3 separate regions of the Homo sapiens genome follow, and regions 1 and 3 are each linked to region 2. The links are chromatin loops, found by intact Hi-C in ENCODE. Cell type or tissue: CD4-positive, alpha-beta T cell. All regions are shown on one strand.

What was found. Peaks named below come from ENCODE experiments on the same cell type or tissue, not always from the same donor. Only the 100,000 strongest peaks of a DNase experiment are listed, where the experiment ranks them.
Region 1: a loop joins it to region 2, with 13 times the contacts of the local background. A loop is called at or near these places in 6 of 110 quality-filtered maps.
Region 3: it touches region 2 in a loop (20-fold over the local background); 6 of 110 quality-filtered maps call a loop at or near these places.

What each region holds. Positions count from the first base shown.
Region 1 is chr4:121,723,850-121,731,849 of GRCh38, reverse strand. No RefSeq gene overlaps it. Among named protein-coding and RNA genes, the nearest start is that of ANXA5, 31 kb to the right of the region's middle. RefSeq lists a silencer at 4,785-4,964. In CD4-positive, alpha-beta T cell, CTCF peaks have their summits at 4,785 and 4,987 (motif pointing right); a DNase peak (open chromatin) is centred at 4,999.
Region 2 is chr4:120,151,434-120,159,433 of GRCh38, reverse strand. The region is part of intron 3 of MAD2L1-DT (MAD2L1 divergent transcript); the gene reads right to left. Among named protein-coding and RNA genes, the nearest start is that of MAD2L1-DT, 88 kb to the right of the region's middle. In CD4-positive, alpha-beta T cell, CTCF peaks have their summits at 2,916 and 3,119 (motif pointing left); a DNase peak (open chromatin) is centred at 3,133.
Region 3 is chr4:121,733,510-121,741,509 of GRCh38, reverse strand. No RefSeq gene overlaps it. Among named protein-coding and RNA genes, the nearest start is that of PP12613, 27 kb to the left of the region's middle. In CD4-positive, alpha-beta T cell, a CTCF peak has its summit at 4,552 (motif pointing right); a DNase peak (open chromatin) is centred at 4,579.

The sequences.
Region 1 (8,000 bases), 1.6 Mb before region 2:
ATGGCAATGGTTGTTGTTATTGCTATTAAGTAAACAGAATAAAGACAGAAGCACACAGAAAAATATATTAACTGTTTGCCCTTGTTTCACTCTGCAGAAGCAGGAAGGGCCTTTAAAACTTAGCCTGGTGGTTCTGTTTATTAGGTAAACTATTAGTGAATTGATTTTTAATGGATACCATCCGTTCTTAGGCCCCTGAGCCGCCTGCTTTTTATGTAATCTCTGTGGTGTCTCTTTACCTAGATAACACAGAGCAGGCTTCTGTCAGGTTGTGAAGCAAGAACAAGGTCGTCAGCCTCAGTGCTAATTCCTCTGAAATTGAAATGCCTGTGCCTTTGGTTTGGTTCCGGCACCCTTTCTCTGGGCTTTGGTGATAGTTTGATGGAGGAGCCTGGCTTCCTAAGCAGATAAGCAGGGTTTCTCAGCCTCAGCATAATTGACTATTTGGACTGGATAATTTTTTTCTTGCCGGAGCTGTCCTGTGCATTGTAGGATGCCGGTAACACCTTTCCCCATCCCGTCCCCAGTTGTGACAACCAAAAATGTTCAGAGACATTTAAAAATTGGCCCTAATCAAGAAACACTGAGATAGATTAAAGAGAAAAGCCAAGATAATAGTCCTAAAATTTGTCAGTCTTAAGACATCTCAATGAAATGCCATATATATACTACGTGTGTATATATACATATATTCATATATATATACTGTGTATATACTAATATATACAGATATATACTGTGGGTATACATATATCCACATATAACAAGAATAAAGGGGCCACTCCCCCCATGTTTCCTACACACTTCATGCAAATGTATGTTGACATACACACACATTGTATATGTAAACTTATAAAGTTTAAAGGGTCCTCTTGCCATATAGACCAATGGAACAGAACAGAGACCTCAGAAATAACACCACACATCTACAACCATCTGATCTTCAACAAACCTGACAAAAACAAGGAATGGGGAAAGGATTCCCTATCTAATAAATGGTTCTGAGAAAACTGGCTAGCCATATGCAGAAAACTGGAACTGGACCCCTTCCTTACACCTTATAAAAAAATTAACTCAAGATGAATTAAAGATTTATGTGTAAAACCCAAAACGATAAAAACCCTAGAAGAAAACCTAGGCAATATCATTCAGGACATAGGCATGGGCAACAACTTCATGACAAAAACACCAAAAGCAATTGCAACAAAAGCTAAAATTGACAAATGGGGTATAATTAAACTAAAGAGCTTCTGCACTGCAAAAGAAACCATTATCAGAGTGAACAGGCAACCTACAGAATGGGAGAAAATTTTTGCAATCTACCTGTCTGACAAAGGTCTAATATCCAGAATCTGCAAGGAACTTAAACAAATTCACAAGAAAAAAACAAACAAACCCATCAAAAAGTGGGCAAAGTATATGAACAGACACTTCTCAAAAGAAGACATTTATGCGGCCAACAAACATATGAAAAAAAGGTCTACATTACTGATAATTAGAGAAATGCAAATCAAAACCACACTAAGATACCATCTCATGCCAGTCAAAATGGGGATTATTAAAAAGTCAAGAAACAATAGATGCTGGTGAGGCTGTGGAGAAATAGGAACATTTTTACACTGTTGGTGGGAATGTAAATTAGTTCAACCATTGTGGAAGACAGTGTGGTGATTCCTCAAGGATCTAGAACCAGAAATACCATTTGACTCAGCAATCCCATTACTCGGTATATACCCAAAGGAATATAAATCATTCTACTATAAAGATACATGCACATGTATGTTTATTGCAGCACTATTTACAATAGCAAAGACATGGAACCAACCCAAATGCCCATCAATGATAGACTGGATAATGAAAATGTGGCACATATGCACCATGGAATACTATGCAGCCATTAAAAAGGAATGAGATCATGTCCTTTGCAGGAACATGGATGGAGCTGGAAGCCATCATCCTCAGCAAACTAACACAGGAACTGAAAACCAAACACTGCATGTTCTCACTGGTAAGTGGGAGCTGAACAATGAGAATACATGGACACAGGTTGGGCGTGGTGGCTCACACCTGTAATCTCAGCACTTTGGGAGGCCAAGTCGGGCAGATCACAAGGTCAGATCGAGACCATCCTGGCTAACAGAGCGAAACCCTGTCTCTACTAAAAATAAAAAAAAAAAAAAATGCAAAAAATTAGCCGGGTGTGGTGGTGGGCACCTGTAGTTCCAGCTACTCGGGAGGCTGAAGCAGGAGAATGGTGTGAATCCGGGAGGTGGAGCTTGCAGTGAGCCGAGATCGCACCACTGCACTCCAGCCTGGGCGACAGAGCGAGACTCTGTCTCAAAAAAAAAAAAAAAAAAAAAAGAGAATACATGGACATAGGGAGAGGAACAACCCATGCCAGGGCCTGTCAGGGAGTGGGGGCCAAGGGGAGGGAGAGCATTAGGGCAAATGCCTAATGCATGTGTGACTTAAAACCTAGATGATGAGTTGATAGGTACAAGTAACCACCACAGCACATGTATACCTATGTAACAAACCTGTACGTTCTGTACATGTATCCTGGAACTCAAAGTTTAAAAAAAAAAAAAGGTACTCTTGTCTGGTTTATTACTGTTGTATCATAAATCAGACTATTTAAAAGGTCTCGCCTTTCAAAATGCAGCAAGAATCAAGGGGCCACTCCCGCATGTTTCCTGCATACTCCATGCACAAGAATCGCCTTCTGCTTAGACTGCACTTCCCCTCCTGGGCAAACTCTTACTCACTCTCCAACACCCAGTTCAATTGTTACATGCTTTTTAAAGAATTTCATGTGCCCCAGTGGCATTTTATAGATATGGTCTATCACCATGTTTACATTTTATTGTGTTAGTTATGAGTGTATCTCCCCACAAGATTGGGAACTATGTCTTACTCACTTTTCCATTTCTGGCCCTTAGTGCAGTGCTTGTCACAAAGCTTTTCCACAGTAAATGGCTCAGGGTTTGACTGCCAGAGTGGCAGTGTAGAAGCTGAAAATCTGGATTCCAACCCTTCTCTGCTCCTCATTAGCTGTATGACCTTAGCCAAGTCTTTTAAATCCTTAAAAATTCAGTTTCCTCACCCACAAAATGAAGATGATAATACTTACAACTTGACAGCAGTGCCATGATTTAAAACCCCCCAGAGATATTAGTGCCTCTTTGGGAAATGAGCTGGGTTAGAATATATGAAATTTATCATTAGAATTTTGTAGCTGGGCATAGCATGGTTTTGACAGAGGTCTCCCGAGGGGAAATTTGAGGTATTATGAATTATTTAATTATGACTATAATATTTAATAACTACTTGCCTTAAAATATTTTTTAAAGAAATTATATCCTTCAATTCCCAGAAATGCATCCAGGGGACTTTATTCAGGGCTGGAGGGAGACCTCAGAACCAGCATTCTTTGGGGATTACTGTACTTGGGACCAAAGGCTGAGGACGCCTGGCTTCATCCTCATTCATTGGGCAATGCCACAGGGAACATTTAACAACATTCCCGTGATGCTTCTGCTCTCTGTTTGTTGCATTGGAGGCAACTTGGAACAGAAAGATGATGGGCTCTGGGGCCAGATGATTCACCTACCTGTGTATCATGTTCAGGAAATTGTTTAACATTTCTGAGCCTCATTTTCCTCATCTTTTAAAAAATGAGAAAAATGGTCAGGCGCGGTGGCTCATGCCTGTAATCTCAGCACTTTGGGAGGCAGAGGCAGTTGAATCATCTGAGGTCAGGAGTTCAAGACCAGCCTGGCCAACATGGCGAAACCCCTTCTCTACTAAAAATACAAAAATTAGCTGGGACATTCCCACACTTGTAGTTCCAGCTACTCAGGAGGCTGAAGCAGGAGAATCACTTGTACCCGGTGGGTAGAGGCTTCAGTGAGCCAAGATCGCACCATTGTACTCTAGCCTGGGCAGCAGAGTAAAACTCAAAAAGGGAAAAATAACAAAAGTTCTTTCTCCCATACTTGCTTTGAAACGGAAATAAGGTCATATGAATAAAAGATCTAACAGACGTGGGGCCCATAGTGAATACTTGCCCAGTATTAGCTGAATTTTATTCATGGAGGACAAAGCACTTTCGTTTGTTTGTTTGTCTTTTTGAGACAGAGTCTCACTTTGTCGCCCATGCTGGAGTGCAGTGGTGCGATCTCAGTTGGTTCAAGTGATTCTTGTGGTTCAGCCTCCAGAGTAGCTGGGATTACAAGCGCCCACGACCACACCCGGCTACCTTTTTGTATTTTTAGTAGAGATGGGGTTTCGCCATGTTGGCCAGGCTGGTCTTGAATGCCCGGCCTCAAGTGATCCGCCTGCCTCAGCCTCCCAAAGTGTTAGGATTACGGGCATAAGCCACTACATAGCCAGGACAAAGCACATTTTAAACATCTTTCTCCACTGTGTGGTAGTATCTGGCTTGCCTTTTCACTATCAGAGGCTCTGGTGCAAAGAGCCGTGAACTCACGTATTAAATTCTTCTAGTGTTCTTAATAGGGGTATTATTTTTGCCTAGTAATAATGATCATATTCATAACAATAGCAACCACAGTGAACATATACTAAACATTAGTGTGCTTGCATTTTTCTACATGCTTCGTATATACTAACTCAACAGTACTGTGAAAAAAGTTCTAATATTAACCCCCCTTAACAGGCTGAGGTGCAAATGGATTAAGAAATTGTTCAGTGTCACTCACACAGTTGGAAACTGGGGAACCAGGATTTTAAAACAGATGTTTGCCACCAGAGCACATCTTCTTAACCACTAGGCCTCACTGTCTGATGGCTGCGTGTTGGTTTGTTCATTCATCCAGTAAATGCATATTGAGCAGTTATTTATACCAATCATTGAAACCGAGTGGATGAATAAGACACACTTTCAATTCTCAGAGAGTTCACAACTTAGTAGTCAAGACAGATAGGTAAATAAATGGCTTCCATGTAATGTGGTTAAAACAACAGCAGAGGTCAGTATTAGGTACAGTGGAAGCACTAATGTGGCAGGACTTGATTCTATGGCTAATTTCCTCCTGACAGATAAAGGGGCCCCTTGAATGAACTAAACAGTGAACAGGTAAATGGCCCTGCTACAGAAATGAGTACCCAGCAGCTGCTGTGGCTGGTCAGATGCAGGTAACTGCTGATCAGTCTAGTGTGAAACCTACTTAGAGATCATTTAGGTAGTCATTCAGCCCAATATTTTACTACTTGAGTTATCTTCTTTGTCTGAGAAAAGAAAGATAATAAAATACTATGTGACTTAGAAGCCAGGCAGTTGCTATATGTGTTCTCATGATCAATAAAACTGATAAACTACGAAACAGATACTCAACTTGTCCTATAAAAACAAAAAAGTGCTGTGGTTTTGACGTTCACGTTCTACAAGACTGTGTTTTCGTCAGTGTTAGATTGCGAGATGGTGATCTCAAAGTTTGTTCTGAGCAGGGGGAAGTAAGAAAAAAAAAGTTTTAGATATGTCCTTCCTTCTTGAAGCCACTTTCTATGTTGACTGCTTTTTTTTTTTTTTTTTTTTTTTATGAGATGGAGTCTCATTCTGTTGCCCAGGCTGGAGTGCAGTGGCGTGATCTCGGCTCATTGCAACCTCTCCCTCCTGGGTTCAAGCGATTCTCCTGCCTCAGCCTCCAGAGTAGCTGGGATTATAGGTGCCACCACTATGCTCAGCTAATTTTTCTGTATTTTTAGTAGAGAAGGGGTTTCACCATGTTGGCCAGGCTGGTCACAAACTCTGGACTTCAAGTGATCCTCCCGCCTCGGCTTCCAAAAGTGCTAGGATTACAGGTGTGAGCCACCGGGCCTGGCTGACTGCTTATTTTCTGAGTTATTAGGAAAAATGGGAAATGGCAGGGCTTCTCAGGCAGCCTGCTCACCAGGCATGTGTCTATGCTCTTTTCATTTCCTCTGATGATCTGGAAGAGAACTATGGTCTCAGAGAAAAAGCCATTGTTCCAGGAATGTCTGTCAGTAATGCATTGTGGGTTTCAACGAAGACATCACTTAAGGGATGGAACATTGGTGTATCTGCTTAGTGCCTGTGGCTTTCCCACTGAAGGAAGAAATGAGCTCCTCTAGATTCCAATATTGCACTGTGGCAAAGCATGCCTTCCCCCACCGAAAAATGTTGTAGATTTAAGGGAGACTTCTTACATAGATCTCCTATGTACCTGGGTTAAAATGTGTAGGAAGAGTCTTAAGCATTTAAAAGAGTTGTCCCAGAAACCAAGAAGGGCTTATTCCAAGCCTGGTGAAACTACCTTTGTTATGAAGCAATGTTTTGTTGGTTTTTGCTGTTGCTGTTGTTGTTGTTTTTGAGATGTGGTCTTGCTATGTTGCCCAGACCCACCTCAAACTCCTGGGCCCAAGCAATCCTCCTGCATAAGCTTCCTGAGTAGCTGGGATTACAGGCATGATCCACCACACCCAGCTCCATAGCTTGTGCTCTGAAAGGAGATATTACACAGGGATATGAAGATGAGACCGCAAAGAGAGAGGCTGTCAGGGGACATGAGGACTGTGAAGGATGGGGTTACACAGAGCTGACGCTTTCTGTTGTAGTCACTCTTAGCATTGCACAGGGCTTTTAAGTGAACTAGATTAGTGCTTCTTATCTTTTTTCCTCTGCCCCAAACACCTGAGAGACAAAATATTTGTACTAAAAACACCTGCAGGGCTGGGTATCAGAAACTCGGAGTGAATGGGGGTTACTGGAAGAAGGGAAGAGCTGAAGGAAAGAGATGAAAGAAGGAAGAACTTACGCATTTTAAAAACAGAAAAAACAGGTGAGTGGGAGTCTGCTTCCCCTGCTATGAAAAGTCACCACAATCCAGTGAACCACTCTCCTGTAGGGTGTCTTTGACTGAGTTATGTCCCTGTCCCTGAAAGATGAGTTATGCTGGTTCATATGTGGGTCATTCCTACCTATGGGTTGGCCCTAAGCTTGTTCTCTGGAATGTCCCAGAACATGTCTGTTAACTCTTCCCATATGACCATCCTCCAAATACTTGGAGTCAGGCCTCTTCTAAGACTTCTCTTTCCTTGATTAAACTTCAGCCCTTCTCTTCCTACCCATCCTACACCCTCTCACCTCAGGACTCTACTTTGTGCCAGGTGAGACCAGCTAATCTGAAAAACAAATTCATATTATATCAGCTGGTGGTAATGTTACCCTCATGTCTGCAATCACAAAACAGGAAGAAGCCTTAGAAGTCAGCTCAATCCAATTCCATATTTGTTCACAAAAAAAGTGGAGACTCATTGTTACATATTTGTTGATATTTGTTGGTGGGTCAATTAGGACCAGAATGCAAGTTTCTAAACACCACATGTAGCAGAATATGTACCAGGTCACATTCCCGGAGAGAATTTCAATAGGCGGTAAGTTCAGGTGTAACCTAGCAGAAACGAACAATTCAATAAAGGCTCCAGCCTGCTAGGGCCTTTTGTCTATTTCAACACACTGTATATAATTTAATTTTATAGAGTAAGATAATCTCCAAACCAGGGAGGCTTCTAAGTGTGTCTGTTTCTTATTATTAAGACGGTGGTTTGTTGGGGTTTTTTTTGTTGTTGTTTCCGTTTGTTTGTTTGTTTTTGTTTTTTGAGATGGAGTCTCACTCTGTCACCCAGACTGGAGTGCAGTGGCACAATCTCAGCTCACTGCAACCTCTACCTCCCGGGTTCAAGCGATTCTCCTGCCTCAGCCTCCACAGTAGCTGGGATTACAGGTGTCTGCCACTACACCTGGCTAATTTTTTTGTATTTTCAGTAGAGACAGGGTTTCACCATGTTGGCCAGGCTGGTCTCAAACTCCTGACCTCAAGTGATCTGCCCGCCTCGGCCTCCCAAAGTGTTGAGATTACAGGCGTGAGCCACCGCGCATGGCCTTTTACTGTTTTTTTGGATGAAATGCTCGCACACAAAAAGTGAGCTGCTTTATTCGTTAGTGTCGGTTGGTGGTA
Region 2 (8,000 bases):
GCTAAAAGAATCATTTATTGTATACTTTTTCTCCAGGAAAAAGGGTTCTAAGTATTTTGCTTAAGAGTTTTGTTTACTTTGGTTCTTTAAACTAAGGAACCATAGTGCAGATCCCAACCCCATGAAACATACTAAGACAAGCTTCACCATTCCTAAGAAGCTGCCTTGCCACAAAGTGGCCATGTGGTGTCTGTCCGTCTGGGTTCTGTGCAGGTTCAATCGCTTCATTTAAAACATAATAAAACTATGGAGAATTGAACTTGGTGACCCTGTTTCACAGTTTTCCAAAGCACAAAAAAAGAATTGAATCGAGGGCATTGAAAAGTGAGTCCAAACTTTTATGGGTTTTCTTTCCCCCAGACCTCAGACAACAGCATTGTCATGAAGCAGCAGTATTCCTAAAGGGGAGTCTGGGTATTGATATGCAAATGTGGACTACAAACATCCCATTTGGCCTCAGAATTCCTGTGTCTAGCACTGTCACACAAATAGTTTTTGAATCTGTGCAGTTTATTCAGGACCATAAATATGTGTTTCACCCTGTGAACAAATTCTGTTTGCTCACAGAGTTCACAGCAGTAAAATACAAGGTAGACTACAAAACAGCCTCTATTTGACGTGATGCGCCTCAAAGTAAAGTTACTTTTAAATGGTCCAGATATATATTTACTACCCAAGATTTCAGTGCAAATGTAGTAGAACCCAGATGGTAAGGGTTTTCTTGTTTTGTTGTTGTTTTTATTTATTTTAGATTCTCTGTATTGAAATAATTTACTTGCTTTTTAAAAATAGAAATGTAAAGACAACTTTAGTTTACATTGTTGGTAAAATCATAAAAGTCATACTATTAATTCTGAATAGATCTGTGATAGTGGAAAGAAGAAAAATAAGTTTTGAGATATCTAAGGAGCAGATGGAATGAGGGGTAGATGTTTGCTAGTTCTCTCTCTCTCTCTCTCTTTCTCTCTCTCTCTCTATCTCCCATCCCTCTCTCATTTTAAAAAATAATAAAAACTTATCCCTGGAAAAAAATGTAAATTAACTTTCAAAATAGTTTGGATAAGCATTCCAACCACCAGAATTCTATTTAGCCCACAAAATTTGTATAGCCTCTACCCACATTTCCCGATGCTATTTCCAGCTCCTCCTGGCCATCTCCACTTCTTTCATAACTGCTCCACCTCTAGGTAACTGCTAGCGTGGAGCAGACACACTGAATTCTCACCACACTTTCCCCCTGAACATGCATAGAAGAGTGTAAGGCAGAGGGTGGGAAAGTTCTATTTTTCTATTATTTCATCCTGATTCTCTAATGCACTGGACCTACCAACCATGTGTCTATTTTCATAACAAACTAAAGCTGAAACAATTAGCCAAAAAGCAGATGATTTCAGAGGAAAATATAAAGCATTTGCCTATATGGATAAGCCAATGAGAGCATATACTATCAGAATAGAGACTAAACTGCCTTAAAACACCTATTGCCAATGTCTTACCACATGTCTTTCGTATGTGAAAGTCCAACAAACCAATTATTCTTCAGATGACTATGAAATAATTAAAGAAATCTAGAGTCTGTAACTGCATGTTCTACATTGGTGACCACATAAACTCACAGCATACTTTTTGTTGTTGTTTTGTTTTGTTTTTTTTCTCTTTTTTTTGATTTTATAACTTGATATATTTTTATTTAATTTTCAATATGAGATTGTATGGTACCTTGTCCTCTCCTAAGGCACACATTCTTGATTTTTATTCCCTCTATTTTTTATTTGCTCAAGATACTGACAACAGACATGAAGTAAAACTGGATAAGTCACTGAGTTAGAGAGGGTGAGAAGAAAAGGAGATAGGGAAGTCATGATAGGCTCCTCCCACTTTTGAGACTAGATGGTTCTATTCCTTTCTTTGAACATCATAATTAAATTACAGAATTAAAAAATCAACAAATTAAAGCCTTATGTTTTTACATATTAATCCTTATTAATCCTTAATAATCTTTAATAATTATTTCACCAAAAGCATGATTGAATGATAAAATCTCTCTATATAAATAGCTTCTCAGAGTATTTCTTAAATTTCTTAAGTAGAGGTGCTGTATTAAAGATCCAGTTAAGGCAAATAAATGTTGTTTCTATGCTTCCCCCAAATCTTTACTTTGATCTTATTGAATAAAGTGAGAATAGTTATTACGTTAATACTATCAAACTACTCTGAGGAAGAAACAGGATATTATAAAATTCTGTTTCTTTTAAATGAGTTGTTAATTTCAATCAGCTAATAATATTTATTAGGTTTGAAAAAATAGATTAAAAGAAAGGGTGAACATATCAAATTTAAAAGTTACAAATAGTTAAAAACTAATATAGCCTAATTGCATATAATAAGAAATGAAGTAAAGATTTTTACTAATAAAAAAATGACATTTTAAGATATTATGAGTAAACATTTGTTCATTTCATATTTTAAAAGAAAAGGAAAACTGTTGATTACTTGATTGGGAAAAGGAAAATAACAATATTCAAGAAGGAGGATGTTATTATGAATCAAGGCTTTCAATGCCAAAAAGTCTTTCTGAACAACAATAATTTTCTCAAGTTAAGTTTTAGAAGTATTGCTTTATTCTTGCTTTTCTTCTATAATTTTCAACAGTATCTCACGCATGTCTCTTTCATAATTGTATACAATTGGTAGGGTACTAAAATATAACAAAGACAAGAGACAGCTTAGAAAAAGGAGAAATTGAATACTTTTTATTGCTTTTTGTGATTATTTTTCATAAATTTTGCAGAGAAGATATAGCCAAAAAGCATCTTGGAGCATGTCCTGACCTTGGAGGAACTTTTTCTTCTGGAATATTTCCCGTTTGTGTTTGTTTTCTCCCCCTATGTAGTCTTTTACTTTTCTAGAATAATTGCGATGAATTACAAACATAAAATTCAGAGAATTTTTTAAAAGATAAATACTTATTCAACAATTTCATGTTTCATTTAACTATACAGATCTGAATATTTGTGTGATATTCTCTTGGATTTTCATGACATCTGCTTAGTTTTAAGGTATGCGTTACCTTACATTTTCTTCAAACTGGAGTTTTATTTGAGGCACTAGTGCCATCTGCTGGACACAGATAAAATTAAAGACTTGTGAACGCAGTTTCACATGTGAAAAGTCCAACCAAGCATAGCCCTTGTTCCTTAAAACTTAACCTTTATGAAACACTTGCTATTCTTTTCAATGTACTCAGAAACATAGGTTCAGACTTGTTTCCGTTGGTCATCCCAGGAAACTTAATGAAAAGTCTTTTAGGACTATTTGCCATCACAAATACAGTTTAAAACTACATTCAACATTCAACAAAATTTGCACTGAGCATTCTGGGTACACAAAAATGAAGACGATTCAGAAGCCAACTTCAAGATGCTTGTAATCCCATAGGTTGATAGGTTGAAAAAAGTAATTACAATTGTGAAATTAAAATGCTACAATCTACCTCATTCAAACAACATGTGAAAATTGCTGTAAAGATATACTTATTCCTAAAATAACAAATATAATAGCTCTGGGAGAGATTTCAGACGACTGCCTACTTTTGCAATTGAGAAAAATGAGACTAAAGTGTTCATGTCTTATTCAAATCATATTGTTAGTTAGTGTCAAAGTTGAAACCAGAAGCTAGATCAACTAATGCTCTTTTCATGGTTTCCCTTTCTGCCCAATCATTTCTTATCAATTATTTAACATATAACAAAGTGAAGGTAAAATATTCAATTTTAATAAAAGCTTAAACATTTGATATGTCATAAAGATCATATTGAAAGCATAAAAAAGCAAAAGAAAGACCATTTCAAAATCTTCTCACATTTTTAATTTATACGCTTGTTTTGTTGCTCATTGGTTTAATATGTGTCTTTTGCCACAAGATTTTAAGATTGCACAACAGAGCTTAGCAGAAGGCTTGGCATTTCACAACAGGTACATGATGAATGAACGAATGAATGAATGAATGAATTCTAGACTCATTTATATTTTCTTAACCTAGTGAGAAAGGAAGGACTAAATTAAGCATGACAGATTGCTGAAAAAAAAGGAAAATCGATGCAAATGAATGGAATGAATAACACTTTGTAGGTTAATAAAAATGTTTAGAGCTGCTTGCTCTTACTTCTTTCAGGTACATATTGAAATCCCTGTGGATAACTTAGCTATATCTGAATTATTTGATAACTAAATATCAAAGGATTAACACTGTCTAAATGTTGACTTGATCAACATAAAAGATATTCCCTACTTTTCTATCTTTAAGACAAATAAATATTAATTTGGATAAGACACTGAATTCTAGGGATAGAGAGAGGAGCCCCAGATAGAAAAAAATGTATTGACCCTGCCATAAAATTGACTATTGCTAGTGCTAAGAACTGTTATAATTGCAAATCATGTATTAATTTATTTAACCCTCAAAACACAGCTCGAGATATATTATTGTTAATTCCATTTTGGAGAAGGAAACACCGTAGCATAAGAAGTGTAATAACCTGCCCAATATTACAGAACTAGGCGTGGAGAAGCTGATCTACACAAACAGGCAGTGGGCATCAAAGCCTAAGCTCTTAACCTCTATGTGAGTTGTTCTTAAGGTGTGTTCCAAGGGCCTGATTCTCTAATGCACGGAACCTATCAACCATGTGTCTATTTTCATAACAAACTAAAGCTGAAACAATGAACCAAAAAACAGATGATTTCAAAGGAAAATATAAAGCATTTGCCTATATGGATAAGCCCAAGAGGGCACATACTGTCAGAGTAGAGACTAAACTGCCTTAAAACACCTACCACCAATATGTCTTATCACGTTTACATTTTATCTAATTTACATTTTTTCCAGGGGGTGCCTGAGATATTTTCAGGGGGTCTGCAAACTCAAAACCATATTCATCATAATATTCAGAAGTTATTTTCTTTTTACATTTTCCTTCTTTCACAAATACATAGTGGAGTTTTTCCAAAGGCTATGTGATGAACTGGATACAGAAATAGGTACGAGGATCCAGCTATATTCTGTTAAGCAAAATACTGAAGAGAGTTGAAAAAAAAAAGTGCCACTTTCCTCACAAGTATTTTAAGAAAATGTATTTATTTATTTATGATTTTTTTGAGACAGGGTCTCAATCTGTCACCCAGGCTGGAGTGCAGTGGTATGATCTTGGCTCGCTGCAACCTCCACCTCCCAGGTTCAAGTGATTCTCCTGCCTCAGCCTCTTGAGTAGCTGGGATTACAGGCACCCGTCACCACACCTGACTAAATTTTTGTATTTTTAGTAGAGACGGGTTTCACCATGTTGGCCAGATTGGTCTCTAACTCCTGACCTCAAGTGATCTGCCCTGCCTCAGCCTCTCAAAAATGCTGTGATTACAGGTGTGAGCCATTGTGCCCAGACTAAGAAAATGTTTAATTTTGATGAAATTATGCACTCATGTTAACATATAATGAGTTTATTACTGTTGATTTAAATTAATTATTATTTTAAATATATAAAATACTCTAAATAAATTAATAGTTCTTGGTTTTAATTTCTAAAAGAGTAAATACCTATAGATACAACCTACTTAAACAAAAGCTTCTTGGAGGCCTCAAAATTTATTTATTATTTATTTTTAAATTGACTTTCTCTTATTAAGAGCTTTTTTTTTTTTGTGAGATAGGGTCTTGCTCTGTCACTTAAGCTGGAGTGCAGTGGCGCTATCTCTGCTCACCGTAGCCTCCATCTCCCAGGTTCCAGGGATTCTCCTGCCTCAGGCCAAGTAGCTGGGACTACAGGCACACTCCACCATGCCCAGCTAATTTTTGTATATTTAGTAGAGATGGGGTTTCGCCATGTTGTCCAGGCTGGTCTCGAACTCCTGGACTCAAGCAATCCTTCTGTCTCAGCCTCCCAAAGTGCTGAGATTACAGGCATGAGCCACTGCACCAGCCTAATAGAGTAAATATCTATAGATATAACCTGCTTAACTAAAAGCTCCTTGGAGGGCTCAATAATTTTTAAAAGTGTAAAGGATTCCTGAGACCAAAATATTTGAAACCCCTTACACAAGACTTGTGTATAGTGGGTACACTACAATTTGAGTGCTGTTTTCACATTCACATCAGCTTGCAATTCTTACAATACAAAGAGTGCCTCAATAATAACTGGACTCCATGGACCTTTGGGCATACTTATTCAATATCAACATCTCAAATGTTAAAAATCACAACTTCCTAAGTCCATTCTAGTTCAGGCTGAAGCTCAATTATGTATAAGTCACACAAATGAGTTGAAAAAAATAAGGTTGCAATTGTAGGTTGGATTGTATCACTTAAGGTTTTGGATGCCAGGCTAAGGATGTATTTGTCCACGCTGTAGAAAGTCAATTAAGATTCTGAATATGAAATAGTGGGAAACAGAATTTGAAAGAAGTGTGTAAAATCAAGTGGAGATACAAATATTGAGGGCAGAGGAGAAAGGAGAAACACAAGTTCTAATGTAATAAAAATTACTACAAGAAAGAATGTATGTTTTATTTTTTAAAAATTAAAGACATTTGAAAAAAGGAAAAGAAATTATTTTTAAATGCTGTAAGTATATAAAGAGTATTCTGTGCAAAGCATAACTTACTTTCTGTTGTAATGCATGAGTTCTTTTATGAAGAAATGAACTTAAATTTTGGTCAAGTAACTTGGTTAAATTATAAGTTAAATTGTTGATCAATGAAGATGATTATACATTGGAATAGATCATAAACAGACAACAACATCTCTCTCTGAAGATATTATAAAGATTAGTAGTCCATATGATTATAAGCTACAGCAGATCTCTAATCGAGGCAGTACAATGAAAAGTACAGTGAAACACAGCTGAGAAGATCTGAATTCTGGTCTGATTATGACATACATTAACTTTTTCATCAGTAACATAGACATATTCTGGGTATCTTTTTTCATATCTTATATGTTCTTTATAAGGGCCATCTTGTACATGAAGGTACATGTTGAATATAAAATACTATTCACCAATTGATAACTTATGATGATGAGATCTGTGACAACTAAAAAGCCTATCTATTACTATGACTTTAGGAAAATCTAGAATTCATTCTTCTTTTACTCATATGTTTTATTCCAGGGACTGAGAAAATAGCAGTGAGTAAACAGATAGGATATTTGATGCTCTCAAACTAACAACAGAAACACAAGTTTTTAATAAAAATACTTGGGTTTATACTGGAAATCAATGTTCCCAGATCTTATAACAAATATAAGTATAAAAGTTATACAAGGTCCTGCTAAATGATATTTTCTTGATTTTTTTGGTGATTTTGTAAAAAGTTCAGCAAAAGGATAATTCAGAAATGTCGAAGTTGCAGAAGTTTGCAATTTGTTGATGGTTATGTTCCAAAAGGTACAGTATGTATCCTGAATGTTATCCAGACAAAAATCACAAAAGAATTCATTAAAAATAAACAAAATCAAATAAAGTTGGTAATTTAATCAAGTTTTGTGGTTTGCTTTCCTAAAATTGACTCAAATATGTTAAAAGATAATCCCCTGTGAGAGGATTTCCTAGATTTGCATTCTATCCTGTAATGAAAAGAGGTAAGTATATTGTATACACAGACATAAACAAAACCTCTGCTTATACACAAATACATATGCTATATATACATGTTTTTAAAGAGAGGGATTTATTTAGGTGAAATATATTATAGTCTTTTGAAAAATGCCTTTAAAATTTTTCTTTCCCCATAATGAAATACAGTAGAAAAAAAGATAATTTTACAAGAGTGTTTCATTGTTGCCATCTTTATATTTGAATAGAAACAAAAAGTTAATCTTATGACAAGCCAGGCTTTGATAAGCAACTCTTTGCATTCTCACAGCACATGTAGCAATAGATAATAAGATTGCCACAATTCAGTTGAGTAAGCACATCAATTGACAGTGAGATCAATAACAGATATTA
Region 3 (8,000 bases), 1.6 Mb before region 2:
TTACAGTCTAGAGCAGGGAGACAGAAAAGAAACATAAAACATAATTAGCAAATTATCTTGTGCCATTAGAAGGAGACACTGCTATGAAAAAGGAGAAAGTCGAGCAGCGTAAGGGGCCCTTGAAAAGCTGTAGTCAAATAGGTGGTCAGGGTAGGCCGCCGTGAGATGAGAGTTGAGTGAGGGATTGAAGGAGGCACAGGAGCCGGCACTGTGGGCATCTGGGGGAAGCCCTTCTAGGCAGAGGGAATAGGGAATGCGAAGGCTCTAAGGCAGGAGCTTGCCTGACATAATGGAGGTGCAGCAGGCCGGCCACTGTGGAGGGAGCCAGCAGGGGCTGGCGCCTGAAGGGGTGCTGAGGGAGAAAGCAGCAGCAAGTGGAGGGCCTTGTGGACCATGGTACAAACGTTGGGCTTTATTCTGAGTGTGATGGGGAGCCATTGGACAGTTTCAAGAGGAGGAATGATGGGTTAGTGCTTTCAAGTGAAGGAATAATGGGTTAGGTCACTCTGCTATGTTGAGAAGTGACTTGAAAGGGCAAGAATAGAGCCAGGGAAACCGGTTTAGGAGGCCCCACCCACAATCCAGGAGAAAGATGATGGTTGTTTGGAGGCCCCAGCCACAATCCAGGGGAAAGATGATGGTTGTTTGTATGCGGGCGGTGAGCTCTTTGGGGTTGGCTCCTGCATTTCTTTTATGTATTCCACCCTTTCTTTTTGTGAGCACTCTTTACTTTCTTACAAGATGCTCTGGGCCCAGCTTGTATTTTCCTTTTTTCTTTTCTTTTTTTTTTTTTTTATAGTCAGGGTGTTTTTATTTTTGTTGTTGGTTGGTTGATTTTAATTAAACCTCAACTTTCCAACTTGTAAAGAGATGTTAAAATCTTAGATTTCTAACCTTACTTATTATTTTTTTGCTTTATTGACATATAGTTGACAAATAAGGAAATGATAAAAATTTCTTCATACAGTTATCCCACATATTAACTCTCTTAGGCTGTTGTCGTAGGAAACTTGGCTAACTTTTTTGCCTTTTATGTCTTTATCTGGTTTCTGGCAAAATCATTGTTTAAGTTTGGGTCAGATATAGGCTTAGAACATGCCCATACTTCCTTCTAGGCTGTTTGACGTGGATTCATTTCTCAAGACACTTCGAGTTTAGTTTTCAGCTAGATATCAATCCACCTAACTGTTCTATCATCCACACCACATCTCCCCATCTTGTCAATAGAAAATCACGAAGTTTTGTCAGATACCAGGGGAAAACTACTTTTTACTATGCTTATGGCATTTCTTATTACGGCCCAAGAGAATCAGTTTATATTGCAGGAAGGCAATGGATGATGCCTTGCAGGGAGACAGAGAAAGCTGTGAACCCTTATGAAGATGGGGCCCTGGAAGTCTGAGTCGGACTGCCTCCACCATATGCAGTGTTCAAAGACAGGTGTTGAATTAGTGTACATTTTAGGCAGACTTATGTGGTGAAGCCTGAGAGTAGGTATCCAGGCAGTGGGTAGCATTGTACATCTGGATAATCAGTCCATTTACATTGGGTCAGAGGCCAGGACTAAAGGAAGCTGAACCTAGTGGACTAGAGCAAAGGATAAGCCTCTAGGACAAACTGGAATTAGAGAGCTAGGCAAAAAAAGTGAGTTAGAAGCCTTGTCATACGGTCTAGGCCAACATGGTGATGAATAGAAATAGGCTGTAAATCAGAATTTTACTCTGGGCTCACTGGGTGTCTGGTCAGTGACAGCAAGTCACTGATTCCAGATTCCTTATTGCCAACACAAACAGCCATGCTGAGATAGCTGGTGTACTTTCTAACCTGGTGGGCACAGTAGATTTTAGCCAGTCTTATCTACTGTGAAGAAACTGGAAATGATTGGCCTACATTTGGAATTTGATCTCCACTCCTACAAAATACAAAGTACGACTTAGTGGTTTTCAGATGGCTGCACTTCTAAATGCTCACAGACTCTATTTTTAAACATAGAATTTTGATATGGATTGACATTAAACTTGTTCTTTCATAATTTCCAGACTCCTCTCCTCACCCCAGCCCACTCTGTCTGCTTTTTGAAAAGAGGACCATTTGCCAGCCAGCCCCTAAACTTGTGGTTCTCACCCTGTTCTCCATGATTCCTCCACATTCCTTGCAGCTTTGACGCAAAACTGCCTTCACCAGCTGTGGCTTCTCAGAACCCACACAGAGGAAGGGAGGACATTTGGACAACAGATTTTCTAACAGCTGAAATAATCAATCAGTACTACATTTTGTCTCTGTGCCAGCTATTTCTCTGAATTAAACTGCATTATTTTATCTAATGCCTGCCCAGGATGCCTGTCTTACATGAATTTCACTTTTTTTCTCTCATTTTATTTGCAACTGAAATGATCTCACAATGATTGATTCCATTCTCTAGTATATGAATTTCTCTCACTCTCTGTTGGCTAGCTCTACTCTATTAGAGAGGCAGTGCTTAGATACTGGAGCCAGGCTGTTGCATTTAAATCCTAGATTGATCACGTGACTGCCTCTCTGTGCCTCAGTTTCCCCATCTGAAAAGGCAGATAATAATACTTGAGAAACACCTTGAACATATGTGACCATATGTGATGTATAGTTACTGATCATGTTACCTAGTGTTTCTGCTAGGTAAAGTAGTCTTCATCACTGCATTCTTACTTTTTTGTCCCATTTCACAATATCTTCTTTTGTTTGACACAGTATTCCTCTCCTTTTGCTAAAATTTTAAATTCATTAGATGTATTATGAATTAACCTTTACTTTGATAATCTATATAGATATCTGAAGTCATGGTATTGTTCCTAATCCACTTCCTTGTTTCTGCCAAGACTTATTAGTCTGCTCCTATGCTATTGTTCTTCCCATGTGATTCCTGGTATTCTTCATATGTGTACAGTTGTATCTGGGCATTTTTTCCTTCCCTGCAAATGTCAGGTTGGCACTTTTCTGCCGAATGTATTCTTTCCAGCTTATGCAAAAATAGTCCAGCCTCCACAAGAGTCCACTGTTCCAGAAATCCAAATTCACCCCTATCCATAAAGAAAGCCGGCTGGTTACTTCTCACATCCTCTTTAATCTTGCAAAGTCACAGACTTCTCTTGGAATGAAAGATGAAAACACACCCCATGCCCTGAGGTCCTTCAGCCTCCTGCTCAGAATTTCAGAATGCACACAGAGACATTTTGGAGAGTTCTGACTATATTCAGTAGGCTCAGATGAACCATTAAAAGTTAGTAGTAGTAGTAGGATTTGATCAATGTCAGCAGACTTTTTGACCTAACTAAAACATAATCAAGAGCCAAAAATCTATGAACACAGAGATAACGAGCATCTGAGTAGTTGAGAGGAGAGAGAAGCAATGCCAGGATCTAAATATTTCCAGCGCGAGCCCTCTGATGTTCATGGGGCCTGGAGGGTTCCACATTCATTATGTGTGTGAGGTTTCTGCCCAGCAAGGCTGCTGACATGAGGCAAAGCAGAGCCCTGGCGAGGATGTTTCTGGGGTCACCGCACATCTGCCTTCTCCAGCGTGTGTTCTGTGATGGACAGTAAAGGGTGAGACGGAATTGAAATGTTTTTCACATTCATTATACTTACACGTTTTCTTCTGTGTAGAGAGTCTCTGAATTATGATACATTTTTTTCAAAGCTATAATCCAAACTGGATTCTTTCTCTTGTAGGAATTTTATGACGTATAACAAGATCTGAGCTGCTCTCCATATTTGTTAAATTGCATTAACTTCATAGCCTCACTGATTTTTTTTTTCCTTTTTTTTTTTTTTTTTTTTGAGACGAGTCTCGCTCTGTTGCCCAGGTTGGAGTGCAGTGGCGCGATCTCGGCTCACTGCAGCCTCCACCTCCCGGGTTCAAGCGATTCTCCTGCCTCAGCCTCCCAAGTAGCTGGGACTACTACAGATGTGTGCCACCACATCTAGCTAATTTTTTGTATTTTTAGTAGAGATGGGGTTTCACCATGTAAGCCAGCATGGTCTTGATCTCCTGACCTCATGATCCACCTGCCTCAGCCTCCCAAAGTGCTGGGATTATAGGCGTGCACCACCACACCCAGCCTGTTTATTTTCTTACGTGAAACATCTGTACTAGAAGAGGGAATCTGCCTTTGGATATTCATCTCACCTCTCAGATCTGTGCTCAAACATCACAATTCTCCTTAAAAACAGGTTCTTGGGTAGTCTTTTGATTGTGTCCACTGGCACGCCCATTCATCTTGGATTAATGATAATAAAAGTGTGTAATTATATTAGATGTCTACCACATGGCAGGCCCTATGTTGATGTGAATTTAGCTCACTGAAGCCTGACCACAGCTCTGAGGAAGGTGCTATTATGCCGGCATCATTTTCCCTACAACTCCCTTTCTTTTCACACTTTGCACCCACAGCCCATGGTGTTGCCTATTAGCCCCCAGCCTTGGGCCCTTGAATCCAAGGTTAAGGGCTTGTGACCAGAGGACTCTGCAGCCTGAATTTGGGGAACACACTATCAGCCTGATCTGAACTCTTTATTCAGCATCTAAGCTTTTATGGCCACCAGGTGGGAGTATTGGGATTGGAAAGAACTGTCCAGAGACAATATCCAATGTGATTATGAACAAATCCACCTCCATACAGGTCACTTGTGATTTTAACGGGTGAAAATGCTTCGCAAAATCAAATCTAAACTTCTTTTGTAAAAGCACGTCTTAGCTATTTAATGACATCACAGTATCATGGGCATATCCACAAATTCTGCAAGTGGATCACTGGGAATGAGCATAAACAGGGTCATTTCTCCTTCCACCCCTTGATTCCAGGACCTGTGTATTCTGCCTACTGGGGACACAGCACCATATCAAATTCATTAGGTGGAGAGTGTTTACTGCATTCTGGAGGATGATGCTGTATCTTCCCACTGCTTTAGGTAGTGAAATGTGCTAATGAGAACATATAAAGCAGGGAAGAGCATAGGAAGTACAGGGGAGAATGACTAAAATTTTAGATAGGGTGGCCAGGGCTGGCCTCATTCAGAAGGTGACATTAGAATAAAGACCTAACAAAGAGAGAGAAATCTGGGGTAAGATCATTCCAGGCAACGTGAACAGAAACTGCAAAGACCCTGCGGTTCCTGGCATGTTTGATGAATAGCGAAGTGTTCAGTACGCCAAGGATGGAGTGAGGGAAGGGCAGAGTACTCGTAGAAGATGAGATCAGGTTGGTGACAGACAACCATATCAAGTAGGGTCTTAGAGGTCACTGTAAAATGTTTGCTTTTACTCTGAATTGAGAATCCATTGGGAAGTTTTGAGGAGAGAAGTGATATGATAGGACTTGTGCTTTAACAGAATCTTGATGGCATTATGTTGAGGATACACTGAATAGGGAAGGAGGAAGTTAATATACAAGTTGTGAGGCTGTTGCACAATGAGGCAAGAGATGATGATGGTTGAACTAAGATGGTGATAGTGGAGGTGGTGAGACTCACAAATCCAGAGCTTCCAGAGGTATCACTTACTATATGTTTAATGTCAGAGGGGCCTCTTGGAATTGTATAATGTGGCAGTACTGGGTAAGTCAAATTCTGGTTAGATTTTTTTTCTTTTAATATGGAGTCTTGCTCTGTTACCCAGGCTGGAGTGCAGTGCATGATCTCAGCTGACTACAACCTCTGCCTTCTGGGTTCAAGTGACTCTCCTGCCTCAGCCTTGCAAGTAGCTGAAACCACAAGTGCCCACCTCCATGCCCGGCTAATTTTTGTATTTGTAGTAGAGATAGAGTTTCACCATGTTGGCCAGGCTTGTCTCAAACTCCTAACCTCAAGTGATCTGCCCGCCTCGGCCTCCCAAAGTGCTGGGATTACAGGCGTGAGCCACCATACCCTACCCTCAGCTACATTTTGAGGCAGAGACAATCACATTTGCTGATGCAGAATGTGAAAGGAAGAGAGGTGTCAAAGATGACTCCAAGGTTTCTGGCCTGAGCCACTGGGAAGTTGAGGTTGCCATCAATTGAGATGGAGAAGACAATAAAAGGAGCAGACTGGGGGTGGAAGCAATAATAGAAACTCAGTTGTGGAAGCATTAAGCTTGAGTTCAGAATTCTACATTTGGGAGTCATTAACATATAGATGGCATTTGAAGCCATGAGAATGAATGAGACTGCTTAGCAAGTGAGGGTGGTGAGAATAAATGAGATAACCTAAAAAGTGAGTATGGGAAGGGGAAAAAAGATGCCAAGGACTAACCCTAATGCACTGCAACGTTCAGAGTGTGAGCAAATGGAGAGGACCCAGCAAAAGAGGTGAGGCAGGAGGTCAGAGAGGTGGGAATAAAGCAGGCCAGAGAGCTATCCTGGAAGCCAAGTGAAAGAAGTGCTTAAAGAAGAGACACAGAAGGAATGAGGTAGCCCGGCATAAGGTCTTAGAAATTTTTACAAGAGTTGCTTCCCTGGGCTGTTTGAATCAGATCCACATTCATCAACATTTAAGCTGATGCCAGTGGAGTATTAGAGAACACTCACCCTTGCAGCCCCCTGAATTTGGACAATAAAGTTCCAGCTTATCATTTGCAAGGACAGTCTGGTATTCTAGAGGAGGGACTACTGGGATAGAATACATTTCAAAGCATTCTATCATGGTTATAGTTCTTTCATTTCTAACTTTCTTAAAACACCTATTTTAACAAGTTGTTTTGGGCTCTTGCCTGGAAAGCTAAAAAAAGCGAGAAGCTGTCTGTTGCCTTAAGCTCCACAGCCTAGCACAGTACATGAGAAGAATGTGTGAATATACATTGCTATACATTGCTGGATTCATGATGTGGCACTGCTGAAGCCATGCTCAGAGGCAGCAGCAAAGAAAAAAACCCTGCAAATTCCATTTATTACCAATTGACTTTGAGAACCTGAATACTTTTCAGTTTTCTTAAATGAGACTTGAAGAGAGGGAAGTGTCACTAGGAATTATAAAACATAATTATTTTTGAAAGACAAAAACATTGAAATATGTTGCTATTAGTCACTTCAAGTAGAAATGTGAAAATCATTGCACTAGTCTGTTTCCTGTTGCTTAGAATACTTGAAGCTGGGTAATTTATAAAGAAGGAAATTTATTTCTTGAAGTTGGGTAATTTATAAAGAAGGAAATTTATTTCTTGAAGTTCTGGAGGCTGAGAAGTCCAAGGTTGAGGGGCTGCATCTGGTGAGGGCCTTCTTGCTGGTGGGGACTCTCTGCAGAGTCTTGAGGCAGCACGGGGCATCACATGGTGAGGGGGCTGAGCATGCTAACATGCTAACTCAGGTCTTTCCTCTTCTTATAAAGCCACTAGTTCCCCATCCCTGATAATCCATTAACCTATCAATGGATTAATAATTCATTCATGAGGGCAGAGCCCTTATGATTCAATCACCTCTTAATGGCCCCAACTTTCAATACTGCCACTTTGGGGATTAAGTTTCAACATGAGTTTTGGAGGGGACACTCAAATCATAGCAATCATTTTTTTAAAATGTAGCAAAAAACTACCCTTCTTGGTTTTAAAAAAAAGTAAGAATAAAATATTTGAAGAGAATATGGGTCAGTCCTCTTTTCAAATACTTCCTCCTGAATTGCAGTATCTTTAACAAATTCTATGTGATTTTGCTCATCTCAAACATATTTTAAGATCGGAGAAATATGGAAAAGGATTTAAGTAAATGAATATCCAAAGCAGTTTAAAGTAATTAAAATTTTCCTTTTCTATAAGAAAAATGTTTTTAAAATGTTTAATCTGTTCATTTCAAATTTAAATGTTATTCACGGAAAAGCTACTAAAAATTTTGTACCTCTGAGCAAATTTCTTTTTAAAGAAAACAAAAATTTTTGTTTTTTTACTTTTGAAAATCTCACTATGAATAAGCAACATTGTTAAGTAACTATCATTTATTTCTAGCATATTTTGGTTACACAGATTTATTTTATTTTCTTGAGACAGAGTCTCGCTG